Regions from separate parts of the Homo sapiens genome. Here region 1 is linked to region 2. A link is a loop called in an ENCODE intact Hi-C map of the cell type or tissue named here. Cell type or tissue: right lobe of liver. All regions are shown on one strand. Each heading gives the region's core, and the rest is flanking DNA. Links, peaks and the distances in the headings are about the cores only. Region 1 overlaps LOC107985161 (a long non-coding RNA gene). Region 2 overlaps ROCK1 (Rho associated coiled-coil containing protein kinase 1).

What was found. A loop is a pair of places that touch in the nucleus more often than their neighbours do. Peaks named below come from ENCODE experiments on the same cell type or tissue, not always from the same donor. Only the 100,000 strongest peaks of a DNase experiment are listed, where the experiment ranks them.
Region 1: it touches region 2 in a loop (7-fold over the local background); 1 of 110 quality-filtered maps calls a loop at or near these places.

Annotation. Positions count from the first base shown.
Region 1 is chr18:21,152,835-21,157,236 of GRCh38, reverse strand. All of the region lies in intron 2 of LOC107985161 (a long non-coding RNA gene), which reads left to right. Among named protein-coding and RNA genes, the nearest start is that of ROCK1, 43 kb to the right of the region's middle. In right lobe of liver, for the core only: no CTCF peak of the experiment used is centred there; no DNase peak of the experiment used is centred there.
Region 2 is chr18:21,091,437-21,095,838 of GRCh38, reverse strand. The region is part of intron 1 of ROCK1 (Rho associated coiled-coil containing protein kinase 1); the gene reads left to right. Among named protein-coding and RNA genes, the nearest start is that of ROCK1, 18 kb to the left of the region's middle. In right lobe of liver, for the core only: no CTCF peak of the experiment used is centred there; a DNase peak (open chromatin) is centred at 2,528.

The sequences.
Region 1 (4,402 bases), core at 336-4,335, 61 kb before region 2:
ATTCACCACCACTGCCTGTGTGCACTGTCTGGGGTCCTGGGGATAGGCCGCTTGGTGACCATGCACACCTCTTGGGGACCCAGGAACTGGCCCACCTAGCCTGCAGCCACCATCACCAGCAGCACCCACCCACATGTGCCACTTGGGGGCTTGGGGACTGGCCCACCCAGTCCAGCACTGCCACCATTGGCACACCACGCGTACTTCTCAGGGGCCTGAGGGTTAGCCTGCCATCACTGCTGCCATGACTGATGCCATGCATACTACCCAGTAGCCTGAGGATCCATCCACCTGCCTACCCCACCACTGCCACCATTGTCACCAAAGCAAGCTGCGTGGAACCCCAAGGACTGGCCCACCCATGACTGCCACTACTAGTGCCCACGTATGCCAGCCAGCTGTGATGCTTGGGCCACTGACACTACCACTGATACCTGAGGACTAGACCACCTGGCATCCCCATCTTCAGCAAAGCGTTACCACAGCCTTTATTAACCACAGCCCGAATCACTGAGGAACTCAAAGATGCCACTGACACTGATCATAGCCATAGAAATCATATGGAAGCTATACTACCGCACCCACCAAGAATCAAAGCCAAAGCACCCTACCCAACCAACATTATAGATACATCTGTAGGAAAAAGTTTTTTCTTATAAAAGAAAATCGATAAAATTGAAAGAAGAAACTGTTACACCAGATGTGCAGATATCAATGTAAGGACAAAAGAAACATGAAAAAGCAAGGAAATGTGACCCCTCCCGAGGAAAACAATAATTCTCAGCCAGGAATGGTGGCCTATAATCCCAGCACTTTGGGAAGCCAAGGTGGGAAGATCACTTGAGCCCAGGAGTTCAAGACCACCTAGAGAGAGTTTCCTAGCCATGGCTCAGGATGAGGGAACTTAGTCAGACAGAGCCCATTGGTCTTCCTGAGTGGAGGAGACTCTCTGATCTGAGAGTCTCAGGAGGCCAGGATTGTAGAGTTTACAAAGAAAAGTACTGGGGCTGCAAAGAGAAGGAACTCCAGGGCACAATGGCTCACACCCGAATCCCAGCACTTTGGGAGGCCAAAGTGGGTGGATCACTTGAGGCCAGGAGTTTGAGGTCAGCCTGGGCAATATGGCGAAACTATGCCTCTACTAAAAATACAAAAATTAGCCAGGCGTCGTGGTGAGCACCTGTAATCCCAGCTACTCGGGAGGCTGAGGCATGAGAATTGCTTGAACCCTGGAGGCAGAGGTTGCAGTGAGCTGAAATCGTGCCACTGTACTCCAGCCTGGGTGACAGAATGAGACTCTGTCAAAAAAAAGAAAGAACAAAAATTCTCTAGTAATCCCAACGAAAAGGAAATTTATAAAATACTTGAAAAAGAATTCAAAATAATGATATTAAAGAAACATTGAGATACAAGAGAACATAGATAAACAATACAAAGAAATGAAGTAAACAATTAATGATCTAAATGAGAGATTGAACAAATAAATGGATATCATGAAAAAGAACCAAACAGAAATCTTGGAACTAAAGAGTTTAATGAATGAAATAAAAAATACAACTAAGTGCTTCAACAATAGATTAGATTATGCAGAAAAATTTAAAGAATTTCTAACCTTGAAGACAGTTTTTTTTTTTAAATAACCTAGTCAAGAAGAAGAAGAAATGAAGAAAGCCTACATGACATCACATACGAGACATTATAAAGTGACCAAATATTTTAATTTTGGAGGTTCCAAAAAGAGAAGAGATAGGCAAAGTCATAGAAAACCCATTTAATGAAATAATAGCTGAAACTTCCCAAGTCAAGCAAGAGATCTAGACATCTAGATACAGAAAGCTCAAATATCTCCAGATAGATTCAATCCCCAAAGGTCTTCTCTAAGGCATATTATAGTCAAACTGTCAAAAGTCAAAGACAAAGAAAGGATTCTAAAAAGAGCAAGAGAAAAGCATCAAGTTACATATAAGGGAATCCTTATTAGACTAACTGGATTTCTAAGCAAAAACCTTACAGGCTAAGAGAGAATGGGATGATATACTCAAAGTGCTGAAAGAGGCCAGGTGCAGTGGCTCACGCCTGTAATCCCAGCACTTTGGGAAGCCGAGATGGGAAAGAAAGTCAAGAAAGAAAGATTGGATTTAAACTGGACTTTAGACCAAATGGACCTAACAGACATTTAGAGAACATTTTATCCTATAGCTGCAGAACCTTCTTCTCATCAGCACATGGAACATTTTCCAAGATAAAGCATATTTTAGGCCGCAAAACAAGTCTCAACAAATTTTTAAAATCAAAATCACAGCAATCATATCAAGCATCTTCTCAGATCACAATGGAATAAAAATAGAAACCAATTAAAAGCTGACCTTTGAAAAGTGTACAAATAATGGAAATTAAATGACATGTTCCTGAACAGAAGTCAAAAAATTTCTTGAAACAAATGAAAATGGAAACACAACATACCAAAGCCTATGGGATACATTAAAAGTAGCACTAAGAACAGGTAACAATAAATACCTTTTTGATGTAGGCAGCAATAAATACCTACATCAAAAAAGTAAAAAGGTTTCACATAAACAACCAACAATGCACCTCAAGGGGCTAGAAAAGCAAGAACAAACCAAACCCCAAATTATAAGAAGGAAAGAAATAATAAAGATCAGAGAAAAACTAAACCACATAGAGACTAAAAACCAATACAAAGGATCAATGAAATTAAAAGTTGTTTTTTTGAAAAAATAAGTAAAATCGATAAGCTGTTAGCTAGACTAACCAAGACAAGAAAGAATTTCCAAATAAATAAAATCAGAAACAAAAAAGGAGGCATTATAACTGATACCACAAAAATACAAAGGATCATTAAACTATTATGAATAACTATATGGTAATAAATTGGAAAATCGATGGGAAATGAATAAATTCCTGAACACATACAACCTATCAAGATTCAACCAGGAAGAAATAGAAAACCTGAAAAATCCAATAACAAGTAACAAGATTGAATTAGTAATAAAAAGTCTACCAAAGTTATGAAAATTTTACCAAAGTTATAAAAAATTAACAACAATTTTTCTCAAAGTATTCCAAAAACTTGAAGAGGAGGTAGTTCTCTTCCTAACTCATTCACAAGACCAGCATTACCCAGGCACTAAAACCAGACAGGGACACAATAACAAAAAACTACAAGCCAATATTCCTGATGAACGTAGATGCAAACACCCTCAACAAAATACTAGCAAACCAAATCCAACAACACATTAAAAAGATGATACACCAGGATTGAGTGAGATTTATCCCAGGGATGCAAGGATGATATGCAAATCAATGCATTATCAATACATATGCAAATCAATAACTGTGATACATCACATCAAAAGAATGAAGGACAAAAGCCATATGATCATCTCAGTAGACACAGAAAAGGCCTTGATAAAATTCAACATCCCTTCATGATAAAAACTCTCAACAAATTAGGCATAGAAAGAACATACCTCAAAATAATAAAGGTCATATATGACAAACTCACAGCTAACATCGTGCTGAATGGGAAAAAGCTGAAAGCCTTTCCATCAAGAACTGAAACAAGACAAAAATGTCCACTTTCACTACATTTATTCAACATAGTATTTTAAGTCCTTGCCAGAGTAATCAAGCAAGAGAAAGAAATAAAAGTCAACCAAATTGGAAAAGAGGAAGTCAAATTGCCTCTTTGCAGAAAACATGATCTTATATATAGAAAAATCCAAAGACTCCACCAAAAACTCTTTTGAGCTGATGAACAAATTCAGTACAGTTGCAGAATACAAAATCAGCACACTAGAATCAGTAGCATTTCTTTTCTTTTTTTTTTTTTTTGAGACAGAGTCTCACTCTGTCACCCAGGCTGGAGTGCAGTGGCCCAATCTCAGCTCACTGCAACCTCTGCTTCCTGGGTTCAAGTGATTCTACTGCCTCAGCCTCCTGAGTAGCTGGGATTACAGACACGCGGCACCACGCCCAGCTAATTTTTGTATTTTTAGTTGAGACGGGGTTTTGCCATGGTTGCCACGCTGGTCTTGAACTCCTGACCTCAGGTGATCCACCCTCCTCGGCCTCTCAAAGTGCTGGGATTACAGGCGTGAGCCACCGTGCCTCGCCAAGAATCAGTAGCATTTCTATACACCAATAATGAACTAGCTATAAAAGAAATCAAGAAGGCAGCCCCATTTACAATAGCTGAAACAAAAATTAAGTAGCTAGGAATAAATTTAACCAAGGAGGTTAAAGACCTCTACAATGAAAATTATAGAACACTAATGAAAACAATTAAAAAGGACACATGCTCATGGAATGGGAGAATTAATATTGTTAAAATAATCATATTACCCAAAGCAATTTACAATTCAATGTAATCACCATCAAA
Region 2 (4,402 bases), core at 264-4,263:
ATTAGTTATTTAAAAATATATGATTAAATTATTATTGACTATAGTTAGCCTGTTGTGCTATCAAATACTAGATCTTATTCATTTTTTCTAGCTAGTTTTTTTTTTTTCTTGTACCCATTAACTATCCCCCCAGTCCCTTTCTCCCCTACTACCCTTCCTATCTCTGTCTCCATGAGTTGAATTGTTTTGAGTTTTAGATCCCACAAATGAATGGGAACATGTGAGATTTATCTTTCTGTGTCTGGCTTATTTCACTTAATGTAATGACCTTGAGTTCTATCTATGTTGTGCAAATGATAGGATTTTATTCTTTTTTATGGTTGAATAATATCCCATTGTGTATATGTACCGTATTTTCTTTGTCCATTGATCATGGACACTTAGGTTGCTTCCATATCTTGGGTGTTGTGAATAGTGGTATGATAAACATGGGAGTGCAGATATCTCTTCGCTATACTGATTTCTTTTCTTTTGCATATGTACCTAGAAGTGGGATTGCTGGATTCTATGGGTAGTTTGATTAGTTCTTTGAAGAACCGCCAAACTGTTCTCCATAGTGGTTGTACTAATTTACATTCCCGTTAACATTGTAGGAGAGTTCCCGTTTCTCCACATCCTCAGTTGTATTCATTATTGCCTCTTGGATTAAAAAAAAAAGCTACTTTAACTGGGGTGAAATGATACCACATTGTAGTTTTGATTTGCATTTCTCTGATGATCAGTGGTGCTGAGTACCTTTTCATATACTTGTTTGCCATTTGTATGTCTTTTTTTTTTTTTTTTTTTTTGAGACAGAGTTTCCCTCTTGTTGCCCAGGCTGGAGTGCAATGGCGCAGTCTTGGCTCACCGCAACCTTTGCCTCCCAGGTTCAAGCGATTCTCCTGCTTCAGCTTCCCGAGTAGCTGGGATTACAGCCATGCACCACCACACCTGGCTAATTTTTTTGGTGTTTTTAGTAGAGATGGGGTTTCTTCATGTTGGTCAGGCTGGTCTCGAACTCCAGACCTCAGGTGATCTGCCCACCTTGGCCTCCCAAAGTGCTGGGATTACAGGTGTGAGCCACCGCGCCTGGCCATCTTTTTTTTTTTTTGAGACAGGATCTCATTTTGTTGCCCAGGCTGGAGTTCAGTGGTGGGGTCATGGCTTACTGCAGCATTGACCTCTCTGGCTCAGATGATTCTCTCACCTCAGCCTCTTGAGTAGCTGGGACTACAGGTGCGTGCCACCATGCCCGGCCAATGTTTGTATTTTTTTTTCTTTTTTTGTAGAGACAGGGTTTTGCCATGTTGCCCAGGCTGGTCTCAAACTCCTCGGCTTAATGATCCTCCTCCCAAAGTGCTGGGATTATAGGCATGATAGACGTCTTCTTTGGAGAAATGTCTATTCAGATCCTTTGCCCATTTAAAAATTGGATTATTAGACTTTTTTTCTCCTGAGTTGTTTGAGCTCCTTATATATTCTAGTTATTAATCCCTTGTTTGCACATATTTTCTCCCATTCTTTAGGTTGCCTCCTCACTTTGTTGATTCTTTAAAAAAGAATTTTGGATTCAGGAAAACCTAGTCTCATTAAAGGTAAAGATTAAGTTGAACTTCAGTAAAAACTAGAATTTGGGCTTAAATGCAAGCAAGGCTCATTCTCTGTGTTCTCTTACGTTTTTCTTTGTGTTGGCATCATTCTCTCAGATTGTAGACTGGTTTTAGTCACATGTGGAAAATATGGCTGCCTACAGCACTGGAACTTTATATCTAACAGCTTCAGCTTTGACCATTGACTTCAGATCTTTGAGTCTTGAGTATAGAGCTCTGGAGGAAAAGATTCATTAGTTACATTTAGGTCAGTTGCCAGGTGCCCACTCCTTGACTAATTTTTTTTTTTTTTTTGAGATTGAGTCTTGCTCTGTCACCCAAGCTGGAGTGCAGTGGCATGATCTCGGCTCACTGCAACCTCCACCTCCCAGGTTCAAGCGATCCTCCTGCCTCAGCCTCCCGAGTAGCTGGGACTACAGGTGCACACCACCACACCTGGCTAATTTTTTGTATTTTTAGTAGAGATGGGGTTTCACCATATTAGCCAGGATGGTTTCAATCTCCTAACCAAGTCTTGATCTGCCTGCCTCGGCCTCCCAGAGTGCTGGGATTACAGATGTAAGCCATCGTGCCTGGCTCCTTGACTAATTAATTGTGATCAGGCGGGTAGGGTCACATGAGAACTTTGAGAATGGGGAGGCAGTTTGCAGGAAAATGAGGGCAGTAGGGCAGGGCAGACAGTGCCGTAGGTGTACATTATGCTACCCTTTCTTTCCTCTTTGTCCTTAGAGAAGTCATATACACTCTTCTAAAGTGCAGTTTTCTCAATCTGTAAAATTGAATTAACAATAATTTATTTCATGGGGTACTGAGGAGGACTAAATGAGATAATTTAGAAAGCAGCATTTGAAACTTCACAAAAACAATAGAGTAACCTGGTGATAAGTGGCTGTACCTTGGTCTCTCACAACGTGCCCTGTGCTTATTTGGCCTGGCCCCAAAGGTTTTGCAAATGATGTGACTGCAGCTGGTTTTCCAGATCGGCTTCTTTGGTGTTGTCCACCAGAGAACTTGTGATTACAAGACGAGTGCCAGTAGCTTCTAAGACTATTTGTTCAGGTACAGTGGAAAAAGTCTTTTCTTCTTACCTTCAAATAGAATCTCTAATTGATCTGACCAATTTAGATATAATGTACCCATATCTGAATCAATCTCAGTCAAAATAATGGTGTGCTGATGAGCATAGGTCTGCATCATGTGCTCCAGTCTTGGAACTGGGGAAGAGCCAGCTTATACCAAGATACATTACGGTTGCATGAAGGAGGGGTGGAAATTGGAGTTCATTTACCATTATTAAATTATCTGACATTAAAATAAATATTGCCAGCCGTTTGCCAAACCTCAACTTAAGACCACCAACTGAGATACACTTGGACCTTTAAGAGAGGGATACCTGTGTGCTGCATTGCCTTGATGATATGTCATAGTGAGGATTACCAAATGCCTGTTGATGGATCCAGTCACATTAGAACCAAATACAGATTCTTGTGATTCATCACAGCTCCACCATATGAGAATTGAAGAAAAAGTCTTGTTTCCCATTTAATAAATTATTTTATCTTTTAAAAAATGTGGTTTAAAAAATGCCAGGCTATATGAAGAGGATGAGCATTTTCTGACACTTGCTAAAAAGAAGTTGTGTTGGTTTTTTTTTTTTTTTTTTTTTTTTAAAGATGAGGTCTTGCTTACCCAGGCTGGAGTGCAGTGGTGCGATCATGGCTCACTGCAGCCTTGACCTCCCAGGCTGAAGCAGTCCTCCCACCTCAGCCTCCCGAGTAGCTGGGACTACAGACCTGTGCCATCACAGCTGGCTAACTTTGTTGCATTTTAGTACAGATGAAGTCTTAACGATGTTGCCCAGCCTGGTCTTGAACTCCTGGGCTCAAGCAATCCTCCCACCTTGGCTTTCCAAAGTGCTGGGATTACAAGCAGTGCCTGGCCGGTTTTGTTTTATTTTGTTTGGTTGATCCAATTTTTTTAGTGGGGAAGGGAAAATCAAATTTTATACAGAAGCCAAATAAAGAGATTCCCTTAATCATCATTGTAACTCTCCAATACCTTGTTCCTTCACCTGTCAAAAGGAAGGGATTGGCTGTTTAGTAATTTATGAAGACATTATTTTAATGTGAAGAGGCTATAAAATAATAGTTTTACAATTGGTCCCTGAACAGCATGGTGGTTAGAGGTGCTGACTCCCCTAATAATTGAAAATCTGCATGTAACTTTGACTCCTCCCCAAATTTAACAGTTTTTTATTTTATTTATTTTTTGAGACAGCGTCTCGCTCTGTTGCCCAGGCTGGAGTGCAGTGGCATGATCTCGGCTCACTGCAACCTTTGCCCCACCGCCCACCCCCGGTTCAACTGATCCTTGGGCTTCAGTCTTCAGAGTAGCTGGGATTATAGGCATACGACACCACGCTGGGCTAATTTTTGTGTTTGTAGTAGAGACGGGTTTCACCACGTAGGCCAGCCTGGTCTCAAACTCATGGGCTCAAGTGATCCACTCGCCTCGGCCTCCCAAAGTACTGGGATTACAGGTGTGAGCCACTCTGCCCAGCCCCAGATTTAACAATTAACAGCCTTACTAATGTAAAGATTCAACTAGCACATATTTTGTGATATATGTACATAGTTATTTAATTTTTGAGATGGAATCTCGCTCTGTCACCCAGGCTGGAGTGCAGTGGCATGATCTTGACTCACTGCAACCTCTGCCTCCTGGGTTCAAGTGATTCTCCTGTCTCTGCCTCCCGAGTAGCTGGGACTACAGGTGCGTGCCACCACACCTAGCTCATTTTTGTATTTTTAGTA